Regions from separate parts of the Homo sapiens genome. Here region 1 is linked to region 2. The links are chromatin loops, found by intact Hi-C in ENCODE. Cell type or tissue: A673. All regions are shown on one strand.

Region 1 (8,000 bases), 1.2 Mb after region 2:
CTAATCAGATTACCTAAAACATGTTCTTGATCTGCATGGTTTAGAGTAAATGTACCAGTTCAATTACTATTATATTCCGAATTACAAAACACTTCCTTTTTGTTGTTGTTGTTGTTAGTATTATTTAAGACAATGTTTTTTTTTTTTTTTTTTTTTTTGAGATGGAGTCTCACTCTGTCGCCCAGGCTGGAGTGCAGTGGTGCAATCTTGGCTCACTGCAAGCTCCGTCTCCTGGGTTCACGCCATTCTCCTGCCTCAGCCTCCCAAGTAGCTGGGACTACAGGTGCCCGCCACCACGCCCGGCTAATTTTTTGTATTTTTTTAGTAGAGACGGGGTTTCATTATGTTAGCCAGGATGGTCTCGATCTCCTGACCTCATGATCTGCCCACCTCGGCCTCCCAAATTTGCTGGGATTACAGGCATGAGCCACTGTGCCTGGCAAGACAATGTTTTTTCTATATCAAATAGTAAGACAAAGGAGTAATTTACTGTTTTTTTCGCCCAAAAATGTGGCAAAGTTTCTAAAGGAGATATAGGCATATATGGCTTTAATTGCATAAACTAGTAAACCAATTTGGGACATCTGTACCAAGCAATCTGGCCACCAGGATTTTTTTAATGGTAGATTGTGTTTTTGAAAATTAATATTTCCCATGGAAAAGTATCACTCAAAAGTATAATAGCTGACTTTTTTGTTACAGTTTGTTACAGTTCTTACAGTTGATGGCCCTCACTGGTACTTAGATATGTTTGACACATCTGTGAAAATGACCTAGCAACTGTGCAACTGTAATTTTTGTTATAACAAATGTCATTGTAGTTTTACCAGTTTTAACAAATATGCTTGATTGTTTATGATACAGGCAAAAATTTATAGATAAAGTTTAGGATTTCCTAAGGAAATTTGAATAGAATCGCTCATTTAATTCTTACAGTCTATTAAATACAAATTCTATAGGTTGCTGAATCACCCATCCTATAGTATTATTAGGTCCTCTAAGGAAAAAAAAAAAAGTTTTCTGGTCAAGTTTGGGAAATGCTGGATTAAATATGTATAGGCTTATCTTTATTGTTGCAAAATATCACTTTAAAAACTTTATTTCAGGCACTTTGATATGCTAATCTGCACTCCGAAAAGAAGGTGTATGGTCTTTTCCAACCTTATTTGACCCAAAGGTCCTATCACAGCTCATCTCTGAAGCCAAGAGTCTGCAGAGCTGGCTCTGCCTGACTCACGCCTGGCACATCTCAGGGATTCAATACATTTTAGCAAAATTTCAACATTATCCACTTTCAATTGAATTCAAATGGTCTGTGATATACTTTGCCTTAAACTTGTTCATGAGGATAAATATGCAAATAGAATCAGAAACACAAACTCATTTTTTCTACCAGATCTCAGCCCACATATTCCAAGGTAAAAGAGTAGCGCAATAATCCATTCTGGCACATTGACCTATGGCAACACTATTCCTTAAAATAGGATTTTTAAGCGGTAGAAAAGGAGAAAGAAAACAACAGCTTCCTACCCAGCACATGCCTTCCATTTAGCATGTCTGGAAGACCGTCTCCTTCGTTTCAAAATTGATAGCCAACTTTTTTTGTTGTTTTGCTATTCAAATTTCTGTCCTCTTTTTTCCCAGCCTATTTGCTCTAACACTGAATTTTAAGCATCTCTAAAAATGCTTGTTATGTTATTATTCTTTCCAGATATCCTCTGAGAGCCAAGCAAAGAACATTAAGGAAGGAAGGAGGAATGAGGCTGGATACGGTGCAGTGAAAAAGGCACTTCCAAGAGTGGGGCACTCACTACGCACAGACTCGACGGTGCCATCAGCATGAGAACTTACCGCTACTTCTTGCTGCTCTTTTGGGTGGGCCAGCCCTACCCAACTCTCTCAACTCCACTATCAAAGAGGACTAGTGGTTTCCCAGCAAAGAAAAGGGCCCTGGAGCTCTCTGGAAACAGCAAAAATGAGCTGAACCGTTCAAAAAGGAGCTGGATGTGGAATCAGTTCTTTCTCCTGGAGGAATACACAGGATCCGATTATCAGTATGTGGGCAAGGTAGGATTCCTTTGAGTGCTTTGACATTCTGGGTTTAAAGCCTGAAGAAGTTACTTCTAATAAATAGATGGGGAGGATGTGTACTATTCCCCAATATAGTAAGAATTGTTGCTTAACTGGTAAGACTTTTTTTTTTTCCACTTGAGTAGTTTCGGGAAGAAGACTAGCAAAAAGCTGAGAAATGTTAGCCCTGCAACAAAGAGAGAGAAAATGCTCCAGTTGAAACACCCACAACCATCCGCATAGGATTATCATAAATCCTTTAATTTTTACTGTAGCTTAAAAAATGTGGTCTGGCTATTCTATAAAGTAGGGTGTATTAAAAATCGGAATGGAGAGATTAAGCTGTAAGGAAAGGAAGTCTCCTTTTTCTCTCATTCTAAAAGCAAATGTTCTGAGCTATAGTCCTTTGGCCAAGTTCAAATTAACTACTTCTTAACTCTGCTACCTATAGAACCATCCATTCTCTGGCCAAATGGAGCCCTTTGCTGTCAAAACCCACCACTGCCTTAGATTTGGCAGCTGCTGCTGCTGCTACTGTTTAGTCTTATCTCAAATAGTTGGCAAAAAACAGGTATTTCAAAATCTTTTGATTTAACTGTGGCAAAATTTGTAAAAGAGAAAAATGCTTATGTAAAGGTACTCTTTCCAAATATCATCTGACCATTTTATTGACTCCAGAAAGTAAAGTGAGGAGGCATCACTTATTATAGCCCTCACAGATTCTGGAGCTGAGTCAGGGAAACAGCTTGGTTAGCCTGTCATCGTGAGTTTCGTTGGAATTTTATCATCAGCTCCATCCTTGTTGCAGAATATCTGCATACTGAAAAGATGTCAAAGAAAAAACCAGGGTTACAGGTTCTGTGCCTCATAAGGTAATGTTGATTTTTTAAAAATCATTGTCACACATCCCTTCATAAACAAACTGATAATGAACATAAAAAGATACATGAGAAAATGCATTCATTTGTGATTACAGCTATGATTTTAAGACATCTATATTAGGATATCATGCAAAAAACATACACTTTGCAGATTCCAAAGGCTGCATGTTCACACTTCAATCTGTGATCAAATATCCCTGAATAACCATATGTAAATATTCTCTTTAAGTATTTACCACCGTAAATGAAGGAAAGCCATCCACGGCTTGGGCTGATGTAACCAGGAAGTATTCCAATGATGTGAATTATTAATGTAGAATAAAGTAAGAGAGGAAGTATTCAGTGAAGGGGTGAACGTCAACACAGATCCCCAAGGATCTAGCCATGTATTTGCTGTGAAATTCACACTCTGTGTGACTACTAAAGACAGTTCAGCTACTCGTACTTCACTCCATTTCCTTTGTGAAATCTGAAGAACTCTAGGTGAATCAGGTGATGGTTGTAAAAAATAATCATCATCTTAAAATCTTTAAAGCACTTTTTACAACACAAATAGCATTGTTGCCATAGAAGATTAAGTTTTAAAAAGTGCTTTATCTAAATGATGTTTCCCCTTTTTCCTTTCCAGTTTTCCTCTCCAATTGTGATGCCATTTTACATCTATAATGCCACATATTCTTAAAAAAAAAAAAAAAAGCGGGGGGGGCAGGTTATTTCAGGATACTAGAAACAGCAGTGGCTAAAACCTCGTAAGAATCAGTTTTACAATTATAATTGTGAGAATATTGCCATGGGGAAAAGTTACAAGCTGTGGACTCAAACAGATCCGAGAATGTGTCACAGTGCTGCCAGTTGCCAATTATGTGACCTAGGACAGGTTGTTAACCTTTCTGGGCTTTCATTTCTTCATCTAGAAAGTGCATGCAGCAATGCCTACCTGGTGGAGTTGCAGTAAAGTGATAAAGGCACTAGTGACAGGGACAAAGTAGGTGCATAAAGAAGTTACTATTATTGGTAAAAAATCCGTTGTATATGTTCTACTAAATCCATGTGCAACACATTGAAGTGGCATATTGACTTTCATATCACTGCAGAAGTAAACTGAGGTAATTAACAAAGCTCAGTGGAAAATACACAGAATCATGGCAAAATCTCTTTACAACCACAGCTTTGACTGGATTCGTTGGATTTGGATATTTTATGGGCAGCTAGATAAATTTCCCTCCCTCTTCATCACCTGTCCTTCCCTGCTGCCCCTCCTTCTCCTCCTTGTAGTTATAACACATGAGATATTTGCTGGAAAAAAAAATCAAGGGCAACAACTGAATTTGTCAAAGTTGCCTCATGGCTGTATCAGACACGCGTTAGAGGTGGTTTTGAGCTGTTGATATGGCATTTCCTCAAATTCCTCTTTGAAGTTATATGATATAAACAGATGAAACAATTAGACTAGTATTTTTTACCACAATTAAAAATAATAGAAAAAAATACATTTTTAAAAAAGATAAAGGAGAGAGTTGCCCCTCATTTGTGGCCACAAGTTGGTCCACCTTTAATTTATCTGGGATAAAAGAGACACCTGATGCGATTATCCAGCTCCACTAGGTCAGGAAACTTTTGGCAGGAAAAAACGATTAGACCAGAGCAGAGGTTCCAAAACTTTCTTGGTTCACAGAGCCCTTAGGCTCAAAGAAATACCTTATAGTGCCATGTATTAAATAGTTAGACTCAAACAACTTAATAAGAATTTTTGTTCTAACAACTTAATAATTATTTGAAAAAATAATACACGTAAATTGACAAAAAAAATTATTTCACTCTTAACCACACTTACAAATGGTATGTGTGCATCTCTTGAGCACAGCACAATTTCTCAATCAGATCAAACACAGCCCTCTCATTTCCTTTTCCACTTTGATTTTTCCACTGTAATTGCTTTTTATCACAGCCACTATGGAAAACCCAGCTTTATAAATATAAATCATTGAAAGGAATGCAGCACCACCTACTGTTGAAACTGTGAATTACCTTGAGCTAGTAATTCGCAAGGGGTCTGCAGAGGTCACGTGCTGCTTATTTCCCTCCTTTTCCTTCCTTTTTTTTATTTTATTTATTTTTTCTTCTTTTTTGAGCTGGGGTCTTGCTCTGTCACCCAGGTTTAAGTTCAGCAGCGCAGTCTCCGCTTACTGCAGCCTCGACTTCCTGGGCTCAAGATGTCCTCCTGCCCCAACTCCCAACTAGCTGAGACTACAGACATGAACCACCACACCAGGCTATCCCTGAAAATTGTTAAATATTTCCTGGTCAGCTCCCCCCTGCAATCCAGGTTGCCTCAGTGCATACTCTGGGAACCACTAGAATAGTTCGCTTGACATATAAAGGTGTACCAAGGCTAATAGAACCTTTAATCATGCCATTCAAGCAGATTACTACTAAATAAAAATCACTCAGAGCTTAACATGGGTGCCTAACACTCAAAAGATCTATCTGTATGTGGAAGGATAGAAGCATTAACTGAGGAAAAGTAATGCTGTTGAGAAAATAACACTTAAAATAGAAGAAAGAAATATTTACCTTATAAACATCTGTTTGTGTTGATTTGAAATTATGATGACACAAATTAATTTGTGATAAGTCATCGTAGGATGGTGGAGTGAGGAAAATGAGAGTAAGTGAGGGAAACAAAAGGCTTTCAGGTGTAGAAGGGAGGAAAAAAGAGAGGGTCGTGGGTGGCGGTGGGGTTCACAACAGCCAATGACAAGAATAGACAAGATGGTGCTTTACAACTGAAGCACAAGCAACTGCAGCGAGACCTTCCTCCTCTGTCTTAACCTTCCTCAGCCTTCCACTGCGTTCTGTTGCCAGTGAGATGAATGCAGAGACACGGACAAGACAAGGTGGGGAGGAATAGTGGAGAAAGCCCATTATAGCTGAAATATTGACAAACCAAATTCTGATTTATAAGAAAATGTCAACAACCACTCACTTAAAATGGTAGTGGCAGGGACAAGTAACAGGATAGGAAGAAATAAGTGGTCCTGTGTCGGGTAAGTTTCTGAGTTCGTGAGTTTAAGATATAAAAACGGGATGTGATTGTTTTCTAAACCACATCTCCATTTGGGGGCTGCTTGGAGCTGCTTTAGCTTGAGTGGCATCTGTGGCACCTGGGAACTTGTTAGGAAGGCAGAGTCTCGGGCCCCACCTCCAATCTGAATGAATCAGAAATCTGCATTTTAACAAGATCCCCAGGTGAATCGTACGCATGTTAAAATTTGAGAAGTGCTGCTTTTAAAAATACCTTCCCTGGGTCTCACCTCCCCAGAAATTCTGATTTAGTTGGTTTTTAATTATTTATGATTCTAACATGTTGCCAAATTTGGGAACCACTGTCCTAGGAGGATGTTACTGCCAATCGTGATAACAGAATGTGGCAAGTTCAGTGATAAATTGGGCATCCACAAAGTGTTATCAAAATAAAAAGGAGAAGAGCCAACCAGGCTCTGGGGGCTCAGCAGAGCTTCCTAGGTGTTTGAACCCCATCTAAAGACAGAGCCGGTGTTAGCTTATACTGCAGAGGGAGAATTGCCAGGACCTCCCAATTAATCGGATGAAGAAGCCAAAGGTCCGAAAGCTGGAGTTCAAAGAGTGAGAGATTTAGAGATTGAACAACCAGCAGAGTGAATGAGTCCTAACACTGACACAGAAAACAAAGAGGTACATATTTTCTTGTCAGGGGCTAAAGAAAAGAGTATTTTATTTTTGTACAAAATCCACTTGGGTTATCTTTGGCTTATGTAAACTTAATATAATAGAAAAATAGAGGGAAGCCTTATAATTCCACATTTTCAGAGATCCCTGTAACTCTCTAGCCTGTTTTATGTAACATAGCAATTTCTTGATGATGATTGGTATATAGTCTAAGATTACATTCCATAAGAAAAAAAGAGCACAGGTAGACGTAGATACAGATTAGATTTTGAAGACATAGGCATTCATTAATACAAAGATGAATTTACTTAAAATACCAGAATTATGCCTAACTTTAGGCAGAAGATTTGCACAGTACCATTCAACAGCTACAGCAACACTTAATTCCCATCTGCTCCATTTTATCTTCCACAATGTTCTTTAACCCCTCCTTCCACACAATGTATACATAAGACCAGCCTCCACTAACGCATTCGAGGTGCTTCTATTTTTAGTAACATGCCAGGAAATCTGTTTTTATGGAATTTAATAAACTGTATATTTTCAAAGGTATTTTCTGATGGAAGTTGGTGTTGGTTTTGGGGGGATAGTTTTCAAAAAAATTGATAGGCTGTATTTTTTTAAAAACATTATGAAAATGTGGGTTCTATTTGAGGCCTTAATGTACAGGCTTTCCCAATATGCCTTTATCCTCAGTCTTTAAAATTAATGCCTACCCAATTCAATGAAGCCACTCTTCTCAAGATAATTAAACAGTAACGTTTTAACGGACCATAAAAATAAAAGTTGTCAGCCATACACACCTTTAAAATTAGAAATGAGCAATTATTTGTTACTATAATTACATGATCCAAATTAGTAAACATGAAGCAATATTTTATCCGTTCTGAAAGGTTACTTAAAAGATGCCATCGTTGAAATGTTGCTTTTTTAAATTCTTACACTAATTTTTTTTTCCTAAAAAGAGCATAAGCTGAAGAATAGAAACCTCCTGGCACTAATTCCATGCGTGATTCAGCGAGTCTCTGAACCACTTGTTGCTTCAAATAGCAATGTCAGATGAAAGCATCGTCATAGCTGATATTTTCCGAGCATTACTTTGTTCTAAACCCTGTCCTAAGTGCTTCAAGTGGGTTATCTCGTTGGATCCTCGCAGCAACCCTAATGCATGGGTATTGTTTCCATACAGATGAGTAAACTAAGGCTCAGAGCAGTCAAGTATTTCAGGCCATTGTCTCACACTGCTAAGACCCCGACAGACGATACTGTCTGACCACCTAGCTACTCAGTTATACACCCTCGCCTGTATGTCCACTTTGCAAAGCCATTTTGAAGCACAAG
Region 2 (8,000 bases):
ATCAATTTTTTTGGCTATCACACCAAAAGCTCAGGCTACAAATACAAAAATAAACGAATGAGACTACATCAAATGAAAAGCTCCCGCATGCCAAAGGAAACAATCAACACAACAAAGAGGCAACCAAAACACTGGGGAAATATATTTCCAAACCACATATCTGATAAGGGAAGGGATTACTATCCAAAATGTATAAATAACTCCTATTATACAATTCAATAATAAAAATACAAAAACTGAATTAAAATGAGCAAAAAACCTGAACAGATCTTTTTCAAAATTAAAAACAACACATAAAAGTAGCCTACAGGTATATGGAAAGGTGCTTAACATCACTAATCAACAAGGAATGAAAATAAAAATCACTGTTAAATTTCACCTCACACCCAAAAGAATGACTATGATCTAAAAGGGAAGAGATAACACATATTGACAAGAATATAGAGAATAGGAAACCCTAATACATTGTTAGTGTGAATGCAGATATATATAGCCATTATGGAAAGCAATGTGTAGGTTTCTTAAGCAATTAAAAATTGAAGTATCAGATGATCCAGCACTGCTCCCCTCTCTTTCTTTTTCTTGGTATGTATGCAAAGGAGATGAAATAGTCACACCTAAAGATATCTGGACTCCTGTGTTCATTGCAGCATTTTTCATAATAGCCAAAATATGGAAACAAACTAAATGTCCATCAATAGACATTTAGTTACAGATATGTAGTATAAATGAAATGGAGTATTATTCAGCCTTAAAAATAAGGAAACCTGCCATTTGCCACAACATGGATGAAGCTGAAGGACATAATGATAAGTAAAATAAGTCAGACACAGAAAAAAAAATTGCATGCATGATCTTACTTGTATTTGGAATATTAAAAAAAATCTCAAATACACAGACAGAGGGGAAAAAAGTAGTGGTTTCTACGGGAAGGGAGGAGGGTGATGAGGAAATGAAATGAAGTAGGCAAAAAATACAAAATAGCAGATATGTAGCATGAGCAAGTTTAGAGAGCTAATGTACAACATTAGTGAGAACTAATGTTAATAAAATTGTATTGTATTAGAAATTTTTGTTAAATAGATTTTAGCTGCTCTTATCACAAAAATGTATGTGAGATGATAAATGTGTTAATCTGTTTTACATTAGTAACCATTTTACTATCTATATGTATCCCATAAAATCATGTTGTAAACCTGAAATATAAACATAAAAATTTATTTTTTAAAAAAGAGTATCTGATAAATATAATATGAAATAGCAAACAAAACATGACCTAAAATGAAGAACTAGGGAAGTGTGGTATCCAAGAGTATATAGACAAAAGTAGGAATCAATGGATTATATTAATAATCATAAGCCAGATGAAGTGATCAGAATATTCTCTGTTATTTTTGAGGAAATGTCCTGATATTCATAATACATGTCCATATTATGAAGGAATAATTTTTGCTTTCTAATGGTTTCTGGAAGATTCAGAAAACATATATAATTAGTATAGTTTATTTGAAAAAATGAAGAGTGATTTTCTGCCAAACCTTTGACTAACTTTTGCAGAATACTCTCATAATAAGCAGATATTATTGTTCTTTGGCCCTCCAGAGAGTAAACAAAAGAAATGCCATGAGCAGACCAAATAAATAAACAAGTAAAACCTGTTGTGATGACTTTTGCTCTCAATTGGTCCACTTTTGCTTTGACTGGACCATTTTTACCTCTTGGTAACCATTGCTCTGATGGTGCCTTATTTTCAGGATCATACCAGGAAAGCCATGTTTGATCTCTTGTTACAATTCTTTGAAGAAATGCTACAGGATCTTGATCCCATTTGTTTAAAATTTCAATGGAAAACTCTGTTCTTATGTGCAGCAGTTGATTTCGGTGCAACAATTTTAGCACCCATTGAGTGAAAGATTTGCTAAAGTTTACGTTTTCAGTTAGAATTGCATAAGTTGAACTAATTGAGATGTCTATGGTGTTGGCTACTATTCATGCTGCTAATTGTTGGTTCTTTTCAATTATGGCACAAATGAAATTATTTTTTTCTTCACTCCTGTAATCTCGGAACTTTGGGAGGTTGAGATGGGAGAACTGCTTGAGCCTAACAGTTCAGGACCAGCCTGTACAACACAGTAAGACCTTATCCCTACAAAAATTTACATAAAAATAGTTGGGCATGGTGGTATGCACCTGTAGTCCCAGCTACTCAGCAGGCTGAGGTGGGAGAAATGCTTGAGTCTGGGAGGTTAACACTACAGTGAGCTGTGATTGCACCCCTGCACTCCAGCTTGTGTGACAGAGTGATATCCTGTCTCAGAAGAAAAAGAGAAAGAGAGGAAAAAAAAAACAGAATGGAAGGTAAGAAAGAAGAAAGGAAGGAAGGAAGAAGGGATGGAGGGAGGGAGGGAGGGAAGAAAGAAGGAAGGAAGGAAGGAAGGAAGGAAGGAAGGAAGGAAGGAAGGAAGGAAAAATAATTTATGAAGATGGGCTGCCATGCAGGCTTTGTCTTAAAATCATCTTAACCCTTCTAAAAAAAGTTTTCTATCTGTAAACTGCTGATTTCTTTGTCTCCATAAACTTTTCAAAAAGCATCAGTGATTTTCCCATTCTTTAACCCAGGTTTAATGTTTATTTTTGTCTCAATTTTAGCAGAAAGCATGATGCTGTGATAGGGGCTGTTCTCAAACTGATGTCATCCTTCTTAATGCCTAAAACTAGGTCCCTTTAGGACACAGTAACAAGTGAGTATGAGTTTAATTTGGTGCAAAAAATATTGAAATCCATGCACAGTTTCATAATAATGTTTATTAAACATATGTTGATCCTTATTAACAGAATCGTTGTGATAGTGATATTTGCCCTTACTCTCAGCTTTGGCTAGGCCACAGAATTTAGACAACAAATTAGAGGAAACAGAAATAAAACCACACTTAACCGTGTCAAAGAAAAAGTCCCCTGTCTTGACAGTGCAGAGTAGAAAAATAAATTATGTAAGAAAAGCTTTACATGTTCTTACATCACCTGTATGTTGAAGAATCCCTTTTAATATATCCAAATTTGTTTTTGTCACTCACTGCCTTTTTAAAATATACTTAGTGAAGTAACTGTCGGGGCGTTTCTTCTCACTTATAAATACAATTGTTCTAGAGGCACTTTTATTGTTATCACAGACACAATTTAGTAATTAGAATGTTCAATCCAATATATTAATTTCAACTCTGAATTTGAATTTAATAGCATATTTCTAATCCATTCAAACCAGCCTGTTTTAAGCTGTAAGCCTTCAGGATTAAAAACGGGTATAGTGAATTTTTTATTTTTAAAGTTCTCTTATTTAAAAAAATCCCTCTCCTGCCTTCTTTTATAGACACTATTTTCAAATTAATGGCATTTCTTGTTTTAACTATCATTGAGCACTAGGGGCATGACATACATTTGGGGAGAGCTTCTTCTGTGAATTCTTCTGAGGTTTGCTGCTAGCCTCTTCTCTTTTGCCATTCTCTTGACCATGGCAAATTAACCTCTATTCTAACTGATCTTGACCACTCTTTCCCGAGCTCTGGGGATGCATCTTTAGCTTTTTGCTGCTAAGTTCCCTCCATGACTCCAGGTGGCGCTATTGGACAAAAGTCAAGATGGCTTGCTCTTTGCACAGTTCAAGTCCACTACGAGAGAACCGTAAAAGCATTCATTGTTAAAACACATCCAGGGAGTGCAGGCCCATCCCAAAGCAGTGACCTTCTCTAAAGAGATATATTAAGTCCTTTTCTCTTGTGCAAGGGTTCCGAGGTGAGAGTCAGACTTAGTTCGTTCTGCCTCCTAGATGAAAGAATTGTATATTAAGCTCTGCATAGATCTCTGTGAGAGTCCACACCCCAGAAGAATGTTTGAGTCCAGGGATCAAGCCCTCCTCTCTGTAGGAGAGGAAATGAATATCACATCATATTCTTATCTAAAGATATCTTCTTCCCAATATCTTCAATAAAAAAAACTTCTCTCCTTTTTCTTTCTCTTGCCTTTCTTACATACTTGAGGTGAATGAATCCCAACCCTGATACCAATTGTATTATTATCTTATATTTACTTTGTATATTCCACACATGGTGATTTGCCCTGGAATTTTATATTTACTATACTTTTTAGATGTATAGTAAATATACATTTATAGATGTAGATGTACTATAGTAGAAATACATTTATATCAACTACACGTTGGAGTCATTTATGAAATCTCGAAATTAGTAAGCTCTTATTATAAAATTAACAAGCTGTTACTTACAAAATTTTAATCATATAATAGTGAAATGACACTGGCTTCATAAGGCATCTTGCATACTTAACTATATCTAGATGCACTTAGGAGAAGCATTTGAGCAAGAACATGCCAGGAGATTCAGTGAAGCATAAAAGAATCAGGCACAGGCCAAAAGAGACAATCTGTTTCTGACACTTACAATCCTGGAATAGGTGTTCTATTGAAAGAGAGCAATTCTGCTTATTATAAAATAGTTTCCTGCAGGACTTGTTCATTCATTTATTCACTCATAAAATAAACATAAATATCTTGTAGGTACCAATGACGGCAGTGGGGCCCATCTAGAGCAGCCACTGTGAAGATGCTGTCTGTGGCGGGGGAGGCCTAGTCAGGGCTGCGCACTCCAGCTGGTGGAGCCAGGAACAGGCAGAAACCCCTCCTGTTTCTGAGTTGGTGGGGCAGGAGCACCGCCCTCCTGGGCACAGATGCAGTCACCCAGCCGCGGCTGTGGACCCAGGTATCCCTGCACTCTAGGGGACCTGGGAAGTCCCCTGCCCCCCACAGATTCAGAAGTGCCTGCTTCCACTGCATGGCCTCACCCTACTCCCAGTGCCCGATTCAATTTCAAAGCAAAATTGAGGTTGAGTCAGGATGCTGTCACCACCCAGCCAGGTGTGCATGTGCTCAGGACAGCACTGACACACCAGCACCCTGTCACCTTCGTGCCCTCTGAGCTTTGGGCACCAATGACCATGGGAGTGAGGCTGAGGGGGGGGCTGAGGGCAGCTAAATGTGGGCATGCAGGTATCCTTCAGCACGAATAGCCTGGGAGCCACTGGCACTATGGATAGCAGGTTTATGGTCGTAGGAGGCAGACAGTCTCCAGGGCAAAAAGGGGCAGGTCCCCAGTAAAGCCCCACCTTCAAGCCAGGGAGGTACTGAAGCATGGGGCTGGGCTGCCAGTTCTGTGGACTGGAGTGAGAACTTACAGTGCTTTTACCAGGCCTGCCCATGGTCACCCATGGACTATGCAGCACGTGTTTTCTCCCCTCTGAAACCTGTAGAAACCCCAGAATCAGCCACAGGGAGATGATGAGATGACCTGCCTGTAAAAGGCGCTACCCACTTCAGGTCTCCTGAGAACTGTACTATCGCTTAATAAAATACCTCTTTGCCTAGCTCACTCTCCAGTTATTTGCATACTTCATTCTTCCTGGACATGGACAAGAATTCAGAACCTGCTGAATAGTGTGACTGAAAGAACTGTAACACAAACAAAGCTGAAACACACCCCTTGCTCACCACGTTGTGGGTGAAGAGAAGGAGAGAAGAGGGAAAAAGAGAAGAGCTGCAGCCCTTTTGGGAGCCCAGACATAGGAGCTCCTTGAGCCAGGGCTGTGACACCCCCTTTGGGGCAATGTGGTTCCTGGCATCGTCAAACTTCTGGGCACCACTGCATTGCCCAGTGCCAGCAGTGGAAGCTGCTTGTGGTACGCCTGGTCCAGCTGCAGCCTCACAGGGAGCTGGCTCCCGTGCTGGCACCTGGAGCTGTCCACCTGCGGCAGCCAGAGTGCCTCGCTGTGAGCCGCAGCTGGACCCCACGCTCGCTCACTCACTCTCCCCTCACCGCTTTGTGCCTTGCTTGCCCTTGGCAGGTGTGGGATCTGGGCCAGTATCACAAGCTGAGCACAGCCTGACAAGCTGAATGGGTAGAACGAGCCCAATGTGCCTGAGCAAAACTGAGGCAAAGGCGCCACCAGCTACGGAAGCTTCCGGCTGGCAAAGCAACACTCTGCGTATCCCGTGACACCCACCTGTATGCAGTGAGCTAACACGCTGTGCAAGAATAACAAACATTAGTCAGATTTAACAGAAATAGTGATATAACCTTTCTAAGGAAAAGTTCATTTGGTATCCTCCAAGCCTTATTAGAAAAGTTTAAAAGTAGCATTGTAAAATATTCAATGCAGGAGCATAATCATGTTTGCCTTCTGATCTGCTACTTAATGTTGGTTTAAGTTGCTTACAGTAAGTCCTAGCTATGATTTGAGATGTAAATTTTTATTCAGTTACTGATTTCCTCAGAATTTCAAATGAAAATTCAAGCCAACAGAAATAAATCACTTTAAAAATTATCTGAGCTTTTCATGGCACAATTTGGTGATCTCAAAGACATAGTCATAGCATTTAAGAGAAAAATATTTCACTTTCTTTCAGTGATGACAAATTATTTAATTATAAAGTTAATTACACAAAAACATGAAACTAGTAATCAATTCTCTAATATATTATTTATACAAATGCAATATCAAAAAGTTACTAATTAAGTATAAACATTAAAATATTGATGAATTAGATGATAAATTAACATAATATCATATTAATATAAAGGTTTGATGGTTTGCTGAAACTAAATCCCCACTTAAAACACAAAAACAGGCTGGGTGTGGTGGCTCACTTCTGTAATCCCAGCACTTTGGGAGGCTGAGGCGGTGGATCACCTGAGGTCAGGAGTTCAAGAACAGCCTGGCCAACATGGTGAAACCCCATATCTACTAAAAATACCAAAAAAAAGTTATCTGGCATGGTGGTGGGCGCCTGTAATCCCAGCTACTGGGGAGGCTGAGGCAGGAGAATCGCCTGGACCCAGGAGGCAGAGTTTGCAGTGAGCCAAGATTACACCATTGCATTCCAGCCTGGGCAACAAGAGCAAAACTCCATCTCAAAAACAAAACAAAACAAACAAAAGTGTTGCTACATTGGCGTGGGTTTTGTTGAATTTAGCATACTTCCTTTAGTGTCTGGTATGTGATGCTTCCATTCTTTCAACAGCTTTAATTTTCCTGTTCAAACAACTGAATTTATACAGTATTCAATGGGGTTCCATGGTCTTGGTGTAGCAACAATATATTATTTAATTATTTGTTGGCCTCTGTTTTTTCCACCTTAACCTGAAAACATAAAAGAGTAAAATGATTTGTTAATTCAATGAATCATAAACATAAAGGTAAATCCATTTACTGAACTCATACTATAATGCAGCCATTATAGTTATAATTGACTCTGTAGTCCTAAGTTAGTCATTGGAAGGATGCAGAACAGACTAGTACTAATTGTTTAAACCTATAATTGAAGTAGATGCGTATACTTAAAACTTTTTCAGGACAATAACTAAGAAGGAGGATAAAAAGGAAGAAGAAGAGAAGGAGAGAGAAAGAAGGGGAGGTAAAAGAAGAAGGAAGAGGAAACTTTCAGAAACTTTAGGAACATATGGCTCCCTGAGAGACAAGGATTTAGACATTGGGGTACCTTTGTACTCAGGTTAGTTTATGAAACAGTATTTTATTTTATATTAGGCTCTAAAACCAATGTATTTCTTTTTAGTTTTATGTTCTTATTTTGAGATATTTGACATATATATATGACATGTGTATAAGTTACAAAGCACAAAAGAGTGACTGAAGGGCTGGGCACAGTGGCTCATGTCTGTAATCCCAGCATCTCAGAAGGCTGAGGTGGGAGAATCACTTGAACTTGAGAGTAAGCTCTGAAAGTATCTCATCTAGATATGTGCTAAATGCAGGTACCATAGCTGGTCTGTTCAAATTCTACCTAATTACTTTTTATCAGATATATGTAATATTGAAATTTACTTTTCAGGCAACTAAGAGTTTGCATACAAACAAAGAACAATGAACACGAAAACAGAATTTTAATGAAAAGCTTGTTGTTCACACATTGGCAG

What was found. Hi-C counts contacts between places; a loop is a spot of excess contacts. Peaks named below come from ENCODE experiments on the same cell type or tissue, not always from the same donor. Only the 100,000 strongest peaks of a DNase experiment are listed, where the experiment ranks them.
Region 1: it touches region 2 in a loop (6-fold over the local background); 6 of 110 quality-filtered maps call a loop at or near these places.

The regions. Positions count from the first base shown.
Region 1 is chr5:31,265,635-31,273,634 of GRCh38, forward strand. CDH6 (cadherin 6) reads left to right here. Exons shown (of 12, transcript NM_004932.4): 2 at 1,712-2,067. The coding sequence starts at 1,840. Among named protein-coding and RNA genes, the nearest start is that of CDH6, 76 kb to the left of the region's middle. In A673, CTCF peaks have their summits at 4,971 (motif pointing left) and 5,173; a DNase peak (open chromatin) is centred at 4,917; H3K27ac peaks cover 394 bases.
Region 2 is chr5:30,037,088-30,045,087 of GRCh38, forward strand. No RefSeq gene overlaps it. Among named protein-coding and RNA genes, the nearest start is that of LINC02064, 650 kb to the left of the region's middle. RefSeq lists an enhancer at 3,455-3,749. In A673, a CTCF peak has its summit at 3,607 (motif pointing right); DNase peaks (open chromatin) are centred at 2,364, 2,464 and 3,634; H3K27ac peaks cover 3,744 bases.